Regions from separate parts of the Homo sapiens genome. Here region 1 is linked to region 2. The links are chromatin contacts, found by Hi-C in ENCODE. All regions are on one chromosome and are shown on one strand. Each heading gives the region's core, a stretch centred on a gene start or an enhancer-like site at or near the end of the contact. The rest is flanking DNA. Distances are from core to core; before and after follow the strand shown. Region 1 overlaps AGBL3 (AGBL carboxypeptidase 3). Region 2 has its middle 15 kb from the start of LINC-PINT.

Region 1 (4,248 bases), core at 211-2,710, 3.9 Mb before region 2:
CCTTGGACACACAGTATCAATTTTGACCCCTGGAAAGGCCAGAGACTAAGTAACTAAGGTCAGCCATGTGGGCACTGAATGTAAATATAACCAACCTGCAATAGAAACCAGTGACATCAAAGCTAGATGAGCTTCCCTGATTTGCAGCACTTCATATTATCTCACATTATGGCTGGGAGAATTAAGTGCTGTTTCTAAGACTCCACAGGGAGAGAACAACTGGAAGCTTGTGCTAGGTCTCATCTGGACCCTGCCGCATAGCAAGTGTCCCCAACCCTGAGGCCATGGACCAGTACTGGTCTATGGCCTGTGAGGAACCAGGCCACACAGCAGCAGGTGAGCAGTGGGCGAACGACCATTACCACCTGAGCTTTGTCTCCTGTCAGATCAGCAGCAACATTAGATTCTCATAAGAGCACAAGCCCTATTGTGAACTGTGCATGCAAGGGATCTAGGTTGTGTGTGCTCCTCATGAGAATCTAACTAATGCCTGATGCTCTGAGGTGGAACAGTTTCATCCCAAAACCATCCCCCAACATCTACAGAAAAATTATCTTCCCCGAAACTGGTCCCTGGTGCCGAAAAGTTTGGGGACCACTGCTATACGCCATTTACCTTTGCTGATTTTAATCTGTGTCCTTTCAGGGACATAATAAACCATAACCATGAGTATAATGGCTTCTCTGAATTCTGCAAGTCTTTGTAGCAAATTATTGAATATGAGTTGTCTTGAGGACCCCTGACCACACTCATAAACTATTTGCTTTTATGACAATAAATTGATGCAACTCTTTTTGGAGGAAAATTTGACAGTATCCTTATACCAGAAATTATGGGAATGTACCCCCAAAATATGTACGTATATATGCATTAGGCCACACATAAAAGGATATTTATGCAGTTCTGTTTGTCAGAGCCAATGACTGGAAACCCCTTAAATTCATTAATAAGGTACCAGTTAAAGAAATTCTGATTCATCCATTTAATGAAATCTGATGTACCAGTTTATAAAAAAGGAGACTAATATATATAAACTGATATGGAAAGTCTTTCAAGATAGATGACTGTGTAAGACAGAGTTAATTTATAGCTGGACTGGAAAAGCTCTATTTTTACCTCTGGGGAATTCTGGCTGTCCAGCTTTGACTCTTGGCCAAGATAAGAACAGTAAGATTAATGATGTGCTGTTTACTGTCTGAAACTCCCCCTGAGAGTTTCATGTCCCCCGCATGGCCAGTTTGTTTACTGATGGTTTTCATTTGGCAGAATCAGGAAGACAGCCTGGCTTGATGTCATGACTACAGGGGTCTAAAAACCCAGATGGGAACTTTTGCCTTGAGGTTTTCTGAAGCTAAGATGCATCACATAGATCTTGGTGTTTCAGTCTGAAGACAGGCAGTCTATGTGTGTGAATAAGGCCCCTGGAAAGCTTGCACCTGGGCCCCAATGCTTGCCACAGTATCTTTCTCTTGCTGCACCGTATCCTGTGCCTTTGAATAAAAGCCACACAGAAGAATGCTCTGTGAAGTCTTATAAGTCCTTTCAAATATCCAAATTTGTAAAATCTTTGCAATAGTCAAGTGACAAAAGCAAGGTCTAGAGCAATACGTAAGACTGTGGGAAGTAAACTTTCTGAAATGCTAGCAAGCAAAGGTGGAAAAAGCCATCAAGGACACATGTGGGAGAAGATTTTGATTCTTCCTACACAAGGATGTATTGTATTGGGTGTTCCAGTTGGCTTGAGGACCAGCAGAGCTTGCAAAAATTTCAGGGGCACAGACTGAAAATAAAAGAACAGTGGCATAGCCCAAAATAAAGCTTTTATCCAGCATGACTATACCTTGCACAGATAGTGTGACCAGTAGCTGTGTGACATCATGACTCTGGGGATCTTGGGAAACGTATGCTGAGAGAGGTTGCACCTTCACCAGGGTGGAGGCTGGATTCACAGGGCCCAAAGTCTATTCATTATGTAAGATATCTGAAAGGAGGCACCACAAACTCTAGCCACTCTTACAACAATATTTTGGTTAGAAACTATATTTAGAATTTCAATAGAAGAGGCCAGAAACACAGCTGCCCACATCTGAAAGAACCTCAGCAGTAACAGTGGGGGATTACCAAGCAACCAAGGAAAATAGAAACTCTCCCCACTCTGAGCTGCTGATGGTGACTCCTGTGACTGAGGGCAAAATGACGGCTGAAAGTGAGGGCTAGGAAATTTAAGGAAGAGAAAGGTGTGGCAAAGATGTGACAGAAGGGTTTTCTAGTTAGGTGAGGTGGAACCAAGTTGAGTGGAATGAGCACATGCGGCTGGAAGTGACACTGAGAAGCAGTGGCCCGACGGGGTCTTGCTTTCCTCTTCCTTTTGGGTCTCTTCTGCTCTCATTCTCTCGTCACTGTTACTGGAGAGAAATTAGGCAGAAGTCACAGTAGGAGCAGTAGGGATTTTCCTTTATTGCTCCTTATCCATTCCCTCTGTCACAGATATGTCATGAGGAGGCTAGGAAACAGAACCAAAGTACAAAAAGAAAGGCTTGGGGGAAGGTTTAAATTCAGTAGCATGGCAGTGTTTTCTCTGTTGGACTTTTTTATTTCCTGACCTGGTGCTGTAGGAAAAATGAGGTTGGAGGGGGTGGTAGCAGAGGAGAGGTGGGGATGATGGTAGAAGGACTGAAAGGAGAAAAAGAGAGAGAGATGTCCTATACTACAGAAGATAAATATATACCCAGCTTTGAAGAGATGTGTAAGGAAGTGATTCTGTTTAGTACTATTAAGCATGAATTCTTTAATATATTTTTAACCCTATAACTTTGGAATTCTTGAGAAAAATTACCTTTGTCCTCTATGAACAAAAATCAGTGTTCTTTCTCTCTCTCCACCCGTCCTTTCTCCCCATGTCTATCTATCTATATGCCAGATGATATATGAAGAAAATTTAGTTTTTAAGAACTCCTAGTAGGCACTGCAATAAGTGTAGTTATAAAAAGTATGTATGTGTAATTTTTTTTTATTCACCAATGAGTGTCCATAAGATCTCCACCTGGCAATAACATATGTTTGCGTGCCTCAATCAACAAAAGGTGGAAAGTCATGGCAGTGAAAAGATGATGAACAATGGGATGTTTCTGTCATGCCTGTGCACGGATTGGAGAGATGAGGCTATAAGCTTTACTTGGAAAAGCAAAAATGAATTTGGGAATGGACACATACAGAAATATTAAAATCTATATATACTAAAATATATACTCTTCAGTTTCATAAACATCCATTAAAGGAAAAAGCAGAGAGTGGGAAAAAGACAAAGGAGCAGAAAGAGAAAATGAAAGAGGAAAAGAGGAAAAAAGGAGAAAGGCAGAAAGTGGTAAAAGAAGATAAAGATACACTAAGAAGACAGACCTACAAGGAGGAAATAAGGAGAAAGAGACAGAGAGCCACAAAGAGCAGGACTACAGCTCACAGCCATTCCGGCATAGCCTCCATCTGTGACTTCACTCTGTGTATGAGTTTGTGCCTGGGACACCGTCATGCCCTTTGGAATTGTTTAGAATTGCTAAAGCTTCAGGAGCCAAGCAAATGCTGCAAGTGCCTCCATTTAAGCCCATGTGGCTACTGAACACTTGAAATGTGGCTGATCTCAATTCAAATGTCTGTAAAGATAAATGCACACCAGATTCTGAAGACTTTGGACAAAAAGAATGTGAAATATTCTGGATATATTTGGGTTAAATAAAATCCATTTTTAAAGTTAATTTCATTTTCTTCTTTTTGCCTTTTTAAATGTGGCTACAAGCAAATTTAAAATTACATTATGTGGCTCATGTTATATTTCTGTTGGAATGTGCTGTTTTCTAACATTGTGAGTCTCCTCATTAAAATTAAGGTTGGCAAAGTAAGTTTGCTAATGTCTGAATCCCCCAAACTGCTAAAAACATACCAATATGCTGGACTTTTTCATCGATGACTTCACAATGGTATGGCCACCGTGTTGGGCTCAATGGACCAGAAGAAGAGACACCATATAAATCCCTTGGTTCACGAAGACGTGGCACCCATCTCCCTAGCTGATATTCTAATAGTATCTGTGTAGTCCGGGGGAAGAAGGGATCACCAAAAGAGTCAGCTGAGAAAAAGATTCAAACACAATCATGAGTGGGAAGAAGAAAAATACCAACTCCTGTAATTTTTATATAGTTCCTTTTTTCCTTTCAACACTATTCAATGTGTGGGTATCATTATAAATGTTTT
Region 2 (4,079 bases), core at 1,126-3,625:
CAAAAAACACCGCCGTGTTAAATGTACCTACATTCTCATTTTAGAAATATTAAAAACATGGGGGGATATCTGTACCTTAGAATCTAGGACATGCTATAGTTAAATGACTCTATTTTTCACTTAACTACTCACATATGACAGTCTGCCCCATTCAATGGTACTATCCTTCCTTCTTTATTATTCTTTACTATAAACATAAGCAAAAATAAAAGTTCATAATTCATTGTCTTCAATACTTTTCCCAGACCTCAGCTGTCTCTGGTCATTAGCCCTTCTGGCATTATTCTCATGGGTCTCACGGATCTGAGCCCTCCTTTTTGAAGGAAGCCTCGTTATATACCCCTTCTCCTGCCTTTTGTACATGTCCTTCAAACGTACAAGCTTAATTGAACACTTCCAGAACAACCAGATTGATCTTTTTAATCTTTTTCTTCTGGATTTTTATTTATTAATTAATTAATTTATTTATTTATTTATTTATTTATATTTATCTTTTTTTTTTTTTGAGACGGAGTCTCGCTCTGTCGCCCAGGCTGGAGTGCAGTGGCGTGATCTCGGCTCACTGCAAGCTCTGCCTCCTGGGTTCACGCCATTCTCCTGCCTCAGCCTCCCGAGTAGCTGGGACTACAGGTGGCCACCACCACGCCCGGCTAATTTTTTTTGTATTTTTAACAGAGACGGGGTTTCACTGTGTTAGCCAGGATGGTCTCGATCTCCTGACCTCGTGATTCTCCTGCCTCAGCCTCCCAAAGGGCTGGGATTACAGGCGTGAGCCACCGTGCCAGGCTGTTTTTAATTTTTTGCAGAGACAGAAGTCTCACTTTGTTGCCCAGGCTGGTCTCGAACTCCTGACCTCAAGGAATCTTCCTGCCTGGGCTTCTCAAAGTGTTGGGATTACAGGTGTGAGCCACAGTGCCTAGCCTGATCTTTTTTTGGATGCTCGTCTTTTCTTCATTTAAACCACTGATTTTGTAAAAATGTACACTTCCAATCATATGACTCCTCTTGCCCTTTATTTCCTAGTTCCTGGCCAGAGGGAGTCTTGTGTCCATATTTTCTCTTAACTTGCTCCTCTCGTTCATGTCAGGTTAGCAGGTGCAGAATTGCCTTCTTTGGCTATTACAAATTCAAAGCTGCCCTGGTCACTTATTTTAAGTTGTTTGTCACTTCTACTTTGCCAACATATTTTTCTTAGCTGGTTAGAATTAAGCACAGAATAGTACTTCTTCAGTAAGCAATTAGTTTAAATTTAAGTCATGCCAACTTTATTTGACGATCACTTTTCAGCAGAATGAGACTGTCAGTAGATATCAGATAAGCTGAAGTTCTCCATTACCCCTATATCGTGTCCCTGTGCCAATAATTTTGTCATTTGTATTGGGAAAGCATTACTGATGTTGCCATAACAGGATCACAAGGCATGCTAGGAGTAGTTGACTGCATACAGCCAGTGGAGAGAGGGTATGAGCCAAGACCAGGGTTGGGGGATGCTCCCTAGAGCACGGGCTATGAATACAGAAACCAGCTTGGATCTGGGCAGCTGGCCTCTGCAAAACCTTGTGTCTCTTAATCACATAAAGTTCAGGAAGCTGTTAATACCAGGCAGTTTAGCCTTACCCTAGCAATGGGTTATCTATAAAGGGGAAGGCGCATATGTCCCATGGTTTGAGGAGAGCACAGCAGGGGTGTAGGCAGCAGAATACAGCCCTCTGCAAAGATGACTGGTCAGAACTAAGCTAAAGAAGACATCAGGATCATGGTAAAGTAGGCTGGGGTTCAAGACAAGGGACCCACATCCAAAGGGAGACTGGGATACAAGGCAGGAGGACCAGAGACTGAGGTGTTGAGGGCAAGGTGGAAACCCATATTGGGCAGAGGGGTGGGGAGGCACAATAGGAGGGAGCTACAGATGTCTGAGGCCCCATGGCTGACCTAACTGAAAGGAAGCACAATGGTGGGGCCGATACTAATGGTGACTTTCTCCAGTCTGAGCCAGCGTTTAAGTACTGGGGAGGCTGGGGGTTGGACCCATAAGTAGGGCTCCTTAGACAACCCAGCAGCTGGTTGCTAGAGAAGACAAAAGCAAGACAACTGGCCAGGTGCCTTATTGTATGCTCCTGTGACAATGTCACTTCTGCTTTTATTTTCAGCCAAATGTTCTCGGCCAGGTGTTCAGCCCCCAGGTTTGCGGGTTTCTATATGTGTCTGTGACCTCTTGACTTACAAGCTTACTCTGCTTTGCCTTTGGTTGTGTGCTTCTTTTGAATAAGTTACCTACCTTCATATTGCTGTAATACTACAACAACAGCTACCATTTACTCATTGTCTACCATTTCCCAGGTACTACACCTGCTGATTTACATACATGATCTTATTTAATTCTCACAACCTCCTTGAGAGGTAGGTGTTATTATCCTCATTTCAAAAAGAGGAAACTGAAGCTTATATGGTGTATGTAATCACCCCAAGGTCATGCAGCTGGGATGCAAAAGAGCTCAGATTTAAACTTAGTTTTGTCTGACTGCCTATTGTTGCTTTAAAAGACTGCATTTATACATTGATACTGTGATACACCTGAACAATTCTCACAGAACTTATCAGTCACTAGATCTTTTGTCTGTCAGTCTACCTACCTACCTACTTATGAATTATCTATCCTTTTATCTTCAACTCCATAATACCCAGTACTGTACTATGTAAGAAGTAGATTTTTTTTTTTTTTTGAGACAGAGTCTTGCTCTGTTGCCCAGGCTGGAGTGCAGTGGCACAATCTCGGCTCACTGCAACCTCTGCCTTCTGGGTTCAAGCAATTCTCCTGCCTCAGCCTCCCAAGTAGCTGGGATTACAGGTGCCTGCCACCATGCCTGGCTAATTTTTGTATTTTTACTAGAGACAGGGTTTCACCATGTTGGCCAGGTTGGTCTTGAACTTCTGACCTTGTGATCCACCTGCCTCGTCACAGGCCACCACACCCAGCTATTTTTATTTGTACTTTGTAGAGACAAGGTCTTGCTATTTCCCAGGCCATCACATTTTTAAATGATTGGAAAATGTGAAAAGAAGAATGATATTTTATGACACATAAAAATTATTTGAAATTCAAATTCATTTTATTGGAATATGGCCAGGTTCATTCATTTAAATTTTGTCTGTGGCTGCTTTGCACTACAATGGCAGAATTGAGTAGCTGAGACAGACTGTAGGGCCAGGAAGGCCTAGATTATTTCCTTTCTGGCCCTTTATAGAAATGGAAAAAGTTTGCTGATCTTTGGTATAACTAAATGATACAGGATGGCATAACATTTTAAATATTGTTTCAACTACATCTATTACTGTATTTCCTAAAATTTCCAGTTCAAGGACACTCTCTTTTATTATGTAGAAGAGCTCCACGTTCTTAGAACAGAGTCAAACATGTCCTTCTTTGATATTCTGTACAGCGGCCCTGATAGCAGCAACACTTTTTTTTTTTTTTTTTTTTTTTTTTTGAGACGGAGTCTCGCTGTTTCGCCCAGGCCGGACTGCAGTGGCGCTATCTCGGCTCACTGCAAGCTCCGCCTCCCGGGTTCACGCCGTTCTCCTGCCTCAGCCTCCCGAGTAGCTGGGACTACAGGCGCGGGCCACCACACCCGGCTAATTTTTTTTGTATTTTTAGTAGAGATGGGGTTTCACCGTGTTAGCCAGGATGGTCTCCATCTCCCGACCTCGTGATCCGCCCGCCTCGGCCTCTCAAAGTACTGGGATTACAGGCATGAGCCACCGCACCCGGCCCGCAGCAACACTTTAATGCAGAAACAATAACAGACTAAGAAGCTGGTGGTTTCTCTAAGAGGTTAGACGTCTCTTCCTGCCAGTAGTCACCTTTCTCTCTCATGGGAAACTGGGGCTGGGCAGCGTTATGAGTGATTACAGTGTATTACAGAACTGTAGTGGCACAGAAATGGATGCCCCCGTTTCCATCAACTCATTCAGGGTGATGTGGTGGAGTCATAGACGAGGAAAAGCAAATTGCCCTTTTCGTCATCACCTAGGACCTAAATAAAGATAAAAATGACTCAGATTGACCAGACACAGGTGAA

The links. A loop is a pair of places that touch in the nucleus more often than their neighbours do. Pooled maps may share reads with other maps.
Region 1: a loop to region 2 is called in a pooled map, with 9 times the contacts of the local background. The contact joins two enhancer-like sites. A Hi-C loop is called at or near these places in 2 of 37 single-sample maps with no recorded cell type and 2 of 50 pooled maps.

Annotation. Positions count from the first base shown.
Region 1 is chr7:134,993,368-134,997,615 of GRCh38, reverse strand. AGBL3 (AGBL carboxypeptidase 3) reads right to left here. Exons shown (of 17, transcript NM_178563.4): 4 at 3,938-4,123. Among named protein-coding and RNA genes, the nearest start is that of AGBL3, 9.0 kb to the right of the region's middle. RefSeq lists enhancers at 1,226-1,295, 1,496-1,575, 1,956-2,075. Within about 2 kb of position 1,460, at least 3 of the 41 ENCODE cell types and tissues checked have a DNase peak (open chromatin) inside an H3K27ac peak, as active enhancers do.
Region 2 is chr7:131,122,432-131,126,510 of GRCh38, reverse strand. It overlaps a transcript of MKLN1 not described here. Among named protein-coding and RNA genes, the nearest start is that of LINC-PINT, 15 kb to the right of the region's middle. RefSeq lists a silencer at 1,955-2,034 and an enhancer at 2,175-2,334. Within about 2 kb of position 2,375, at least 3 of the 41 ENCODE cell types and tissues checked have a DNase peak (open chromatin) inside an H3K27ac peak, as active enhancers do.